Regions from separate parts of the Homo sapiens genome. Here region 2 is linked to region 1. A link is an interaction called in ENCODE POLR2A ChIA-PET data of the cell type or tissue named here. Cell type or tissue: K562. All regions are shown on one strand. Links, peaks and the distances in the headings refer to the core of each region. The heading gives the core; the rest is flanking DNA.

What was found. Peaks named below come from ENCODE experiments on the same cell type or tissue, not always from the same donor. Only the 100,000 strongest peaks of a DNase experiment are listed, where the experiment ranks them.
Region 2: POLR2A ChIA-PET joins it to region 1 with 5 read pairs; 3 of 35 experiments call an interaction of 5 or more read pairs at or near these places.

What each region holds. Positions count from the first base shown.
Region 1 is chr7:5,200,872-5,204,871 of GRCh38, forward strand. The region is part of intron 3 of WIPI2 (WD repeat domain, phosphoinositide interacting 2); the gene reads left to right. Among named protein-coding and RNA genes, the nearest start is that of WIPI2, 13 kb to the left of the region's middle. In K562, for the core only: no CTCF peak of the experiment used is centred there; no DNase peak of the experiment used is centred there.
Region 2 is chr7:5,263,118-5,271,386 of GRCh38, forward strand. No RefSeq gene overlaps it. Among named protein-coding and RNA genes, the nearest start is that of SLC29A4, 16 kb to the right of the region's middle. In K562, for the core only: no CTCF peak of the experiment used is centred there; DNase peaks (open chromatin) are centred at 3,229 and 3,704; H3K27me3 peaks cover 1,033 bases.

The DNA.
Region 1 (4,000 bases), core at 1-4,000:
AGAGAGTGGGGCAGCAGAATTTCCATGATCAGCGTCCCTGACTCATGGCTCCTGGTGGCTGGCTTAGGTTTTACTCCTTTCTTTGTCCTTAGACTTGCCTGCTGGTACTTACTAAATCTTCCAAAAAAGCCTTTCTTCTGCCACGGAGGCTGGGAGATGTGATCTGGGCGATAACATAGGTGTGAGCCAGGGCTGTTTATCCCAGGCGCCGCCCGCCTTCCTGAAGTCCTGTCACCTGGCTGCCTTCACGTGAGCCACACGGGATTGCTCCCCACAGTGGTTTCTGCAGTGGAGGGCAGCCCCGTCTCCAGGCTTTTACGAATGACTGAAACTCAGTCCAGATCCAGATGAAGCGCCTGAATTGTGCTGTTAAATTGTTGCTGGAGTCACTGTAGTCATCTGTTTTGAAATGCACAGAGGTTTTTCCCTTGCTGGGGGCCAGTGCTTATAAAGAGTGGAAGAATGCCAAAACCTGGTCTTTCCTTTTCCTCAAATTGAAGTTTAGTTACTGGCTTCTAGTGCCTTATTTCCCAGAGATTTTTAGTGGAACAAAATGGGATGTCTTGATAGTATCTTTTAGAGTGGATATTGGCCGGGCGCAGTGGCTCACGCCTGTAATCCCAGCACTTTGTAAGGCCAGGACAGGCAGATCACATGAGGCCAGGAGTTGAAGACGAGCCTGGCCAACATGGCAAAACCCTGTCTCTACTAAAAATACAAAAAAATTAGCCAGGCATGGTGGCGCACACCTGTAATCCCAGCTAATAGGGAGGCTGAGGCACGAGAATCACTTGAACCCAGGAGGCAGAGGTTGCAGTGAGCCAAGATTGTGCCATTGCACTCCAGCCTCGGTGACAGTGAGACTCTGTCTTAATAAATAATAAAAAATAAAGAGTGGATGTTTCCTGACCAACATGGTAAGGTGGGTGCATGAATGTCTGTGTTCTTCTTAGTGAACTTTGGCCCTTAAAAATAGATGATGAAATGGACAAAGAATGTTTTGAGGGTTAATACTTTAAACTGATCTATTACATTGTTCTATTCCAAGAATATTATCTGCCTTTCCTCTTTCACACTTTTTTTTTTTAGTAGATAAGAGAATGTCTCTAGAAAACAGGTTAGCTACTAAGTGAAATGTCAAGATTGTTTTCTAGCATTTTTCTATAGGTGGACTCAGAGGAAAGAATGTTTCTTCATGTCTCAGTATTTAGTTCAGGCTCAGTATTGACGTCTACCCTCAAAACTTTTAACAATCCATCATAAAATCAGATCTTTGCTGTCACTCACTGTGGCTGTTACAGAAAGAATGGGCCAGAGCTGGTCTTAGAGAAAAACAAGATGGACAGCTACTTGTTGTTCTTTTGTTTACTTAGAAAAGAAAATTCACACACACACACAAAAGCTTGGTCTAGCAGTACTGGAAGATAGATTTTCTACCATCAATGTTGTAATTTCAAACTTGAAAGTTGCAGGAACTGCCAGATAGGCTTTGCACATTGTTTATGGGCGCCTCATATATGTATATATATGGGGACAGAGTCTCGCTCTGTCACCCAGGCTGGAGTACAGTGGCATAATCATAGCTCACTGTACCCTTGACCTCCTGGGCTCAAGCGATCCTCCCTCCTCAGCCTCCTGAGTAGCTGGGACCACAGGCACATGCCACTACACCTGGCTGATTTTTTTTTAATTTTTGTAGAAACGGGGTCTTACTATGTTGCCCAGGCTGGTCTTGAACTCCTGGCCTCAAGCAGTCCTCCCACCTCAGCCTCCCAAAGTGCTGGGATTATAGGCGTGAGCCACTGCATCCAGCCTCTCATATGATCAGTGCTGGGATTACAGGCGTGAGCCACCGCGCCCGGCCTCTCATATGATCATTTTCTTTCTCCATGTGCATTTTTGTTGTCGTCATTTTTTGAATATACATAATGCACAAAATGTGGTCTCTTTTCCCTAAAATATTCTACAACAGTATCCTACACTGTTAGGCAAAATAAATGAAGGGTATGGGTTTATTATTTGTAAAAGATCACAAAAGTTTAGAAGTTGGCTTTTTTCAAAAGCTGCACTGTGTGTTTTCTTTGCATTTGCTAAACTGGATTCTGAGCTAGGAAAACATCTCATAAACATTCCGTTCTGAAACCCAGCACAAGCAGACTGCTCCTTAGCTCAGCAAAAGTGACTACAGCCTGCGTTGATTATGGAAGTGTAGCTGTTGACATATAACATCTTTTATCAACCTTCCTGCTTGGCCAAGAAACTAATCATTTACTTTACGGGCCATCATCTGCATCTTAAGGTTTGAGAAATGGTGTTTTCTGACGTTAGTCTTATTTGACAGGCAGTGCACTGGTTGGAATATTAATTTCAGTGAGATTTATAGTAATGTATCCTACAGAGGAGAAACCACGAGCGTCCCTTGGCCTAAATCTGTGGTGCTGGAATGCTGGCCTCTTACCTTGCATCCTGGCGGAGCCGCAGACACACACGGAAGTGGATTCAAGCAGTTATTTCATGGCCTCATTCTTCCCTTCCCACTCCAGAGCTTCATCGTTGCCAACTATAAACCACGCCAGCAGAAGCAAAAAGCAACATTCTTTTTTAAATCAAGTAATTAATTTCTTAGATTTTAGTCAGGCAATCTCTAGGAGGGAAGTTTGGCAGAAAGTGTGGCTGAGGCCACCTAGAATGAGTGCTAAAAGCAAGGCCTCATTCCTCCAGTGGGATGGAAGTCACTAAAGTTTACGTTCAGCCTTTTTTTTTTTTTTTTTTTTTTTTTGAGACGGAGTGTCGCTCTGTAGCCCAGGCTGGAGTGTAGTGGCGCAATCTTGGCTCACTGCAAGCTCCGCCTCCCGGATTCGCGCCATTCTCCTGCCTCAGCCTCCCGAGTAGCGCCACCATGCCCGGCTGATTTTTTTTGTGTGTGTATTTTTAGTAGAGACAGGGTTTCACCGTGTTAGCCAGGATGGTCTCGATCTCCTGACCTCATGATCCACCCGCCTCAGCCTCCCAAAGTGCTGGGATTATAGGCGTGAGCCACCACACCCTGCCACGTTCAGTCTTTCTTAGTGTCAGCGTGAGTGCCTCTTGGCACTGGTGTCCTGGGACGTGCCATCTTGAGTCAATACATCTGTGCAGTCTGGTTTCTTTGCTTTCTTTTGATTATTATGGCATCTTTCACCTAGCAGCCTGATCCATTGTCCACCATTATTTCATGGGAGGGCTGAGCCAGGTTTGTACTTCAGTTTACTGGAAAGTGATTGTTCTGGGTATGCGGGTTCCATGTATATTTATATGTTTGAAAGTTCATCTGGGCCGGGCGCGGTGGCTCACGCCTGTTATCCCAACACTTTGGGAGGCCGAGGCGGGTGGATCACCTGAGGTGAGGAGTTAGAGACCAGCCTGGCCAACATGGTGAAACCGCGCCTCTACTAAAAATATAAAAATTAGCCGGACATGGTGGCGCGCTCCTGTAATCCCAGCTACTCTGCAGGCTGAGGTAGGAGAATCACTTGGACCCGGGAGTCAAAGGTTGCAGTGAGTCAAGATTGTGCCACTGCGCTCCAGCTTGGGCTGTCTCAAAAAAATTAAAAATAAGAAAGTTCATCTGTATGTGAAGTGTAATAGAAAAATATTAGAGCATCTTGAAATAATACATTAGAAAAATGGCAACAAACCTAAACTACTAGCAATATATAAAAGTAGGTTGCTTTCTGAAAGGTGTATTCCTGAAAAGATCTAGTCAGATTTGGTCCGTAGAACTTAATGTCACTGCGAAGTGCATCCTTTTGTGTTATGGCTGTTACCACTACTACTACTACTGCGTTTTTTTTTTTAAAACACAGGGTCTCGCTCTGTCACTCATGCAGTGGTGCCAGCACGGCTCACTGTAACCTCAACCTCCCGGGCTCAAGTGATCCTCCCCCTTCTTGCATAGCTGGGACTGACTACAGGTGCACACCACCATGCCCAGCTAATTTTTTTTTAAGAGTTGGGGTCT
Region 2 (8,269 bases), core at 2,151-6,150, 64 kb after region 1:
CCTCCGAGGCAGGGCTGTTGAACCTTCTCTTCAGGTCAGGGACCCCTTAGAGAGTCTTATAAGAGCCACTTCCAGGGAAAAATCACGCTCGCTCGGCCGAGAGGGGCCCTGCACTCTGAGAGCCTGTGATTTCCTGAAGCGTGAAGTGTTTGGAGGAAGATTAGCCTCTCCCTCCTCCAGAGGCAGAGCTGGGAGGTGGAGGAGCCCAGCAGGGGGTTCAGTCCCAGGCTGTGGGAGCCCCTCGACCCCCGAATCTCCACCTCCTCCCCTGAGCCCTGCCTGGGTGACATCCTCCCAGGAACCAGGACAAATGGATCAGTCACAGGGTTCCCACTTGGCCTCCCTGGGCCTGAAACGACCCCACTCATTCTAATCTCCATCCTCCGGGCTCTTGGGAAGGTGAGAAATGTCTTCTGCCTCTGAAATCTCAGAAGAAATTATTTCCACTCCAGCAGCAGGAAACCCTTTGAGGGAAGAGACGGCTCCATCAGCAAAGATGCCACAGGATGGAATTGGCCCTGGGGCGGGGGCCTGCCCAGACTCCTCCCAGGCCAGAGAGAGGTGGGCTGGGGGACAACAAGTCCCCTCCACAGGGCCCCGGTACTGCATGAGCCGGTGAACAGGCTGCTCACGGACCAGGACCTTGTATCTGTGACCCAGCCACCAAAGGGTCCCTCAGGGCCCACACACAACCAAGCATGAACCTGGGAAATGGGAGCTCCGGCCCAGACTGAGGGGACAGGGTCATCCCCCAGCCTCACCCCAGTTCAGATCACAGCCATATGCAGAGTAAACTTGGGGTACAGGCAAGGCCCTGAGCCCTTCCCAAAGCTGAGGGGAAGTAGGTTTGGTGAGGAGATGCAGGGAAGGTTCTGGAAGGCTGGAAGCGCACCTCTTGTCTCCTGTCCTTTGGAGACAGTTTGTGGAATCTCTCTGGTAAATGTTTTTGTTTTTTTTTTTTTTCCTGAGACAGAGTCTCGTTCTGTCATCCAGGCTGGAAGGCAGTGGCACAATCTTGGCTCACTGCAACCTCCGCCTCCCTGTTTCAAGCGATTCTCATGCCTTAGCCTCCCTAGTAGCTGGGATTACAGGTGCACACCCCATCATGACCGGCTAATTTTTGTATTTTTTAGTAGAGACAGAGTTTCACAACTTTGGCCAGGCTGGTCTTGAACTCCTGATCTCAGGTGATCCTCCCACCTCGGCCTCCCAAAGTGCTGGGATTACAGGCGTGAGCCACCATGCCCAGCCTCTTTTTTTGTTTTTGTTTTTTTGTTTGTTTGTTTGTTTGTTTGAGACGGAGTCTTACTCTGTTGTCCAGGCTGGAGTGCAGTGGTGAGATCTTGGCTCACTGCAATCTCTGCCTCCCAGGTTCAAGCAATCCTCCTGCCTCAGCCTCCCAAGTAGCTGGGATTACGAGCATGTGCCACCACGCACTGCTAATTTTTGTATTTTTAGTAGAGATGAGGTTTCATCATGTTGGCCAGGCTGGTCTCGAACTCCTGACCTCAGGTGATCCACCCGCCTTGGCCTCGAACTCCTGACCTCAGGTGATCCACTCACTCTCACCTCGGCCTCCCAAAGTGCTGGGATTACAGGCTTGAGCCACCACACCTAGCCGATTCTTTTTTTTTTTTTAAGAGTTGGGGTCTCGCTCTGTCACCCAGCTGGAGTGCAGTGGTGCCATCATAGCTCGCTGCAGCCTAGACCTCCCAGGTCCAAGCGATCCTCCCACCTCAGCCTCCCAAGTAGCCAGGACCACAGGTGTACCACCACCACACCTGGCTAATGCTAATGTTTAAAATTTTCTGTAGAGACAAGGTTTTGCTCTGTCGCCCAGGCTAGAGTGCAGTGGCATGATCACAGCTCACTGTAGCCTCGAACCCCTAGGCTTCAGTGATCCTCCCATGTTGGCCTCTCAAGTAGCTGGGACTACAGATGGGCACCACCATGCTCAGCTATAGGATGAACTCCGATGGTCAGAAGGGTGAGGGGCCAGAGGCAGGACCCTCCAGGCAGAGAGACCAGCCCAAGACACAAACCTGGGAAGCGTGAGGGACCAGGTCGCAGAGGGTGGGGGCCCTAAATTAGGCCAGGGGACATACCCCACATCTTGCCCAAGAGCAGCAGAGTGCCGAAGGGCTGCCGACGGGCTGGTGGGCACACGCCCGCTGTGGCCCTGGGGCTCTGGCAGCTGAATAGGTATCTGTGCCAGCCCAGTGCCCAGACCCCAGGGCCAAGCAGATGGTCACAGAGCAGTCTCTCTTCTGTGCAAGGCCAAGCCACCACCGGGTACCAGACTTCATGTGGGGGCACTCCCGAATGACCACCCATCCTTCCATCAGCCCTGGGTGGGCTTTTGCCATTTTACAAGAAATGGGAGGCTCAGAGAGGTTGAGAAATGTGATCAAAGACACACAGCATAGCCAGGGGTTGAATCCAGGACTGCTGGGACACCAGGGGAGTGGCAGTTTACAGCAGAGCACGTGTGTGTGTGTCTATTGTTGTGAGTGTCTGTGTGAGCCTGGCAGTGGCCACGGGTGTCAGAGCCGACTCCTCCCAGCTCCAAAGACGACCGTGTGCCCTGTCCCCAACTCTGACCTCATAATGATAGCTGGAAACCGGTGGGAATGTTGACACCGTGGAAATTAGCAACTGCTACAAGTCAGAACGCTGGGCGTGTTAAACACTGACCAGTCCAGCACTGACTGACAAGTGCGTGCATCTGCGTGAGATTGAGTGTGTGTGGGTGCGTCTTTTTGTGTGTGTGTCTTTGTGTGTGTGTGTCTAGGTCTGTCCATCTGTGCGGCGCCTTTGTCTCCTGCTTTGCTCATCTGTCTATCCCTGTCTGAATCTGTGTGCACGCCTCTGTGTGTCTGAATGTGTCTGTGTGTGTCTGTGGCTGAGTGTGCTTCAGTGTGTGTGTGTCTTGCATGCATGTATATGTCTGTGTGTGTCTATGTGTGTGTCCAAGCACATATGCATTTGTGTGTGTGACAGCGTTTTGGGGGTGTGTGTGTGTGTGTGTGTCACTGTGTGCGTGTTCATGTGACTGTGTGTCCTCTCAAGCTGAAGATGATGGTTTCAACTGAAATTGAGGCTGACGCTCTCCACTACAAAGCTCAATTTGCTTGCAAATGTCCTTCAAGAGGCAGAGGAGACAGGAGCGGAGGGGGCGGGAGGCAGGAACCAGACAGAGGCAGCGACCGGCAGCAGAAATGACGTCACCAGGCAGATTCCAAGAGCGCCCCAGGACCAGTGGGGTGTCACCCACCCCTAGAGGCACTGTGGATCCTAGAGGTGACTCTTGCAGGCCCCAAACACAGCCCTTGAGAAAGCAGTCATTTGGGAGGATTCGGAGTGATAAAAATATAAAATTTGTTGCTTGCGAAAATCACTTGTGACTTAAGAGCCTGCGTCTCCCGTTGTCATGGAATTGACAATACCGTTGAGGATCAAAGGGACAAGAATGGATGAGGAGCTCTGTTTCCCACTTAACTCCTGGAAGCCTTTTCTCCCAAGCTTCGCACTCTCTCCTCCCTCTGAAGAAGACTCTAGAGGCCGTAGTGCAACCCTCCATCACTCAAAAGCTGGGACCCTCTCTGTTCTGGACAGACACCCCTTGTCAGGAAGAGCCCCTCCTCCCCCACCCCAGCCAAGTGGCTGCCATCCCGCTGCCCCACCCTCCTGGCCCCGGGCAACCATGTGACCCAAGCTGGGCCAATCAGATTCTCCCCTGGGATTTTTCACATTGAAACCAAAGGGAGAAGGGTTGGGCCCTCCCGGGAGATAAAAGTGGGTGGCTGTGTGGGTGGTGGCTGACGCCTGTAATCCCAGCACTTTGGAAGGGCGAAGTGGGAGGATCACTTGAGGTCAGGAGTTCGAGACCAGCCTGGACAATATGGCCCATCTCATAGACTTGATGGCCAAGGCCCCAAGAGGAGGCATGACTTGCCCAAGGCCATACAGTGCAGGGTGCCGGGTGATAAAGTCCCAGAGACGCTCTCTTCCTCCTGCAGGTCAAAGCACCAGAATCCAAAACGCCCTCTGCTCCTGATGGCTCAGAAGGGAGCCACCCCATCAATTATTAAATGTCCTTAAAAGCCCAAGAAAACTGAGATGGGACTGGATCAGAAGCCATCAGACCACTCACAACCTTTGGCTAAAAAGGAAAAATTAAGGCCAGGCGTGGTGGCTCACACCTGTATTTCCAACACTTTGGGAGACTGAGGTGGGTGGATCACTTGAGGTCAGGAGTTCGAGACCAGCCTGGCCAATATAGCAAAACCCAGTCTCTACTAAAAATACAAAAATTAGCCAGGCGTGGTGGTGGGCGCTTGTAATCCCAGCTACTCGGGAGGCTGAGGCAGGAGAATTGCTTGAACCCGGGATGCAGAGGTTACAGTGAGCTGAGATCGCACCACTGCACTCCAGCCTGGGCGACAAGAGCAAAACTCCATCTCAAAAAAAAAAAAAAAGGAAACATTAAGTTCATGGGGAGTTAATCCACGTATGGCACAAGGCAGGAATTCTCAGTGTTTTGGCATCCCTGGGATAACGACAAACCTCGCTTAGAACAAGATGTTGGGAGTCACAGAGTGGTTTCCAGGTAGTCCCTTTGACATCTTGGGGGAGTGGGGAGGGTACTGTGAAATGTGACTCTCACACTCACCTCAGCTGCACAGGCAAGTGCTCCAAGACTTCACAGGTGAACTTTTAGCTAAGGACAGAGTTCTTTCCCACCCTCCCCCACATGCATATTTATTTCACCCAACAAAACCTGACTTTTACACACATTTCATAAAGCAACGCGCATTCTGCATTCCCACGGAACGTTATATTGTGTGCATTGCTTCATCTCACCAGGCTTCCTTTTTAAGAACTTCCCTCTGCCCAGGCGTGGGTGGCTCATGGCTATAATCCCAGCACTTTGGGAGGCCAAGGCCAGAGGATTGCTTACGTTCTTTATGTTATTTAGCCTGGGCAACATAGTGAGACCCCATCTCTACAAAAACAAAAAATTAACCAGGCGTGGGGGTGCATGCCTGTTAGCTACTCAGGAGGCTGAGGCAGGAGGATAGCTTGAGTCCAAGAGGTCACGGCTACAGTGCAGCGAGCTATGATCGCACCACTGCACTCCAGCCTGTGCAACGGAGCGAGACCCTGACTCTTTTTTTTTTTTTTTGGAGACAGAGTCTAGCTCTGCAGCCCAGCCTGGAATGCAGTGGCAAGACCTCAACTCACTGCAACCTCCACCTCCCGGGTTCAAGCAATTCTCATACCTCAGCCTCCCAAGTAGCTGGGATTACAGATGTCCACCACCACACCCAGCTAATTTTTGTATTTTCAGTAAAGATGGAGTTTCCCTACGTTGGCCAGGCTGGTCTTGAACTCCTGACCTCAAGTGATCTGCTCACCTCGGCCTCCCAAAGTGCTGGAATTACAGGTGTGAGCCACCACGCCCAGCCATACCCTGACTCTTAAAAATGAAATAAAATAAAGTTAATGTTGTAAACATGAAATATGCTGCTCTCAAGAATTGATGTTCAGGCCGGGCATGGTGGCTCACGCCTGTAATCCCAGCACTTTGGGATCCTCCCAGCAGGACGATCACTTGAGCCCAGGAGTTCGAGACTAGCCCAGGCAATATGGTGAAAGCCCATCTCTACAAACCCCACAACAATTAGCCGCGTGTGGTGGCATGGACCTGTGGTCCTAGACACTCAGGAGGCTGAGGTGGGAGGATCGCTTGAGTCCAGGAGGTCGAGGCTGCAGTGAGCTATCATGGTGCCACTGCATTCCAGCCTGGGCAACAGAGCAAGACCCTGCCTCAAGAAAATAAAAAAAATAAAAAATAAAAAAAAGGATGCTGTAGGAGTTAGGACCAGAGAGATGTTGGGCTGTTTTAGGTGAACTTTTATGTTACTGATGATGAAGGAGAGTATCCAAGAGTGACTCTGCACACCCGAAAAACACCCTGAGTATGTCCCATCTCCTGGCAGCTCAGCACCCTTTCTGCTCCACCCCAGGGTCTACATGGTCATCCTGGGGCCACCACCTTTTATTTGATCATAAAGTTTTTTGGTGGCTCTTGCCTCTTTGAGACACCAACAGAAAACAGCAGATTGAGATCAGGGTAATTCAAGGAGGGTTATTTGCAAAGGCATGGTTCACATGAGGGAGGACAGGGGGTCAAGAATCGCCCGGCACTACGGTGACCTGGGATAGCAGAAAAAAGAGCTGTGACCGGCTGGGCGCAGTGGCTCACGCCTGTAATCCCAGCACTTTGGGAGGCCGAGGCGGGAGGATCACAAGATCAGAAGATCGAGACCATCCTGGCTAACATGGTGAAACCCCGTCTCTACTAAAAATACAAAAAATTAGCCAGGCGTGGTGGCAGGTGCCTGTAGTCCCAGCTACTCCAGAGGCTGAGGCAGGAGAATGGCGTGAACCTGGGAGGTGGAGCTTGCAGTGAGCCCAGATCATGCCACTGCACTCCAGCCTGGGTGACAGAGCGAAACTCTGTCTCAAAAAAAAAAAAAAAAAAAAACACGAAAACTATTTATTTCTTACAGTTCTAGAGGCTGGGAACTCCAAGGCTGTGGGGCTGTGTCTGGTGAGGACCTTCTTGCTAGTGGGGACTCCTCTCTGCAGAGTCCCAGGGAGGCACAGGGCATCCCATGGTGAGAGGGCTGAGCATCCTATCTCAAATCTCTCTTCTTCTTATAAGGCCACCAATCCCACTCCCATAATAACCCATAATTAATGAACGGATTACTCCATTCGAGAGGGCAGAGCCCGCATGACCCAATCAGCTCTTAAAGGCCCCACCTCTCAATACTGCCGCATTGGGGATAAATTTCAACATGAGTGTTGGAGAAGACAGACATTCAAACCATAGCAGGGCTTGTTAGTCTTTGTGGGAATCAAGGAGAATTTGATGAAATCCATCAATTCCTCTTCCTGGAAACAGGTACATCCACACTCCTTCAGTTCCAAGTGGCAGAAACGCCACTCAAACAGCTTTATGCTAAAAAGGGAATTTACTGGCCCACAGCGTAGGTGTCAGGTAAGGCTAGATCCAGGGTCTCAAGTAATGCTGCCAGGGCTCTGGCTTGATCGCTGTTCCGTTTGTCTTCATGAACTTCATTCTGCACATAGGTGCTGGGCACATGGCGGACAGGTGTCTACGGCAGCTTGATCTTATCTCCCCAAATTGAGGTGCCATAAAATAAACCCATCCAGGAAGACCTCATAAAAGTTCTAAGGAAGGCTCTGACAGGCCAGGCTCGAGCCATATGCCCTTCCCTGACCAACCTCTGTGTTCCAATGGATACTGTCCCGTGACTGGCCTCAGTGATGCTTTGGTGACTCACAGCCCTACCTCCCCCCAGGGCGGGTGGGGTGGAAGTTTCCCAAACCAATACACACTATAGCCACTTTGGGAGGCTGAGGCGGCAGATCACGAGGTCAAGAGATCGAGACCATCCTGGCCAACATGGTGAAACCCCCCCCTCCCCCACTAAAAATACAAAAATCAGCCCAGGCGTGGTGGTGCGCACCTGTAGTCCCAGCTGTTGTGTGCAGCCCTCCCCTAAGACACACAACAGCGCAGGGACCACAGGCCACCACTCACCCCTTTTCTTTGCAGGTAGAGAAATGGAGCCACAGATCAAGGTCACCCAGTGAGTGAGAAGCGAAGTCTGGAGCTGAGGCAAGTTTTTCAAATTCCTCATCCAAGGCTTTCTCTTGGAAAGCCCAAAGCTTATTAAATCCTTAAAGGGCATTATCAACGAGACGTGCATTGAGTTTCCTTAATCCTGCAAGAGGATTAGGAGAATTCAGCCAAGATAAGCTCCTTCAGGGACAAACCAGCCACCTCTCACCAACCCGTGCTCTTAGCGGGCTGGGACCAGCCCCCTCAAGGAGCCTCGACCTTGGGACCCATCCCCACCTCATCAGGCTCACAGCCCATAATTATAACAACCACAGCCATGTTCAGACAGCCCAGGAAGGCTTCCAAGGGGACTGGTGTTTTTAGAAGACAAAACAGCATGAACAAAGACATATAGTCAGAGGCTGGGTGCAGTGGCTCTTGCCTGTAATCCCAGCATTTTGGAAGGCTGAGGCAGGAGGATCACTTGAGCTCAGGAGTTTGAGACAGGGCTGGGCAACATAGTGAGACCCTGTCTCTACAAAAAATTTTTTAAATTGTGTAGCTGGGACTACAGGCATGGTGGCATATTCCTGTAGTCCCAGCTACTCAGGG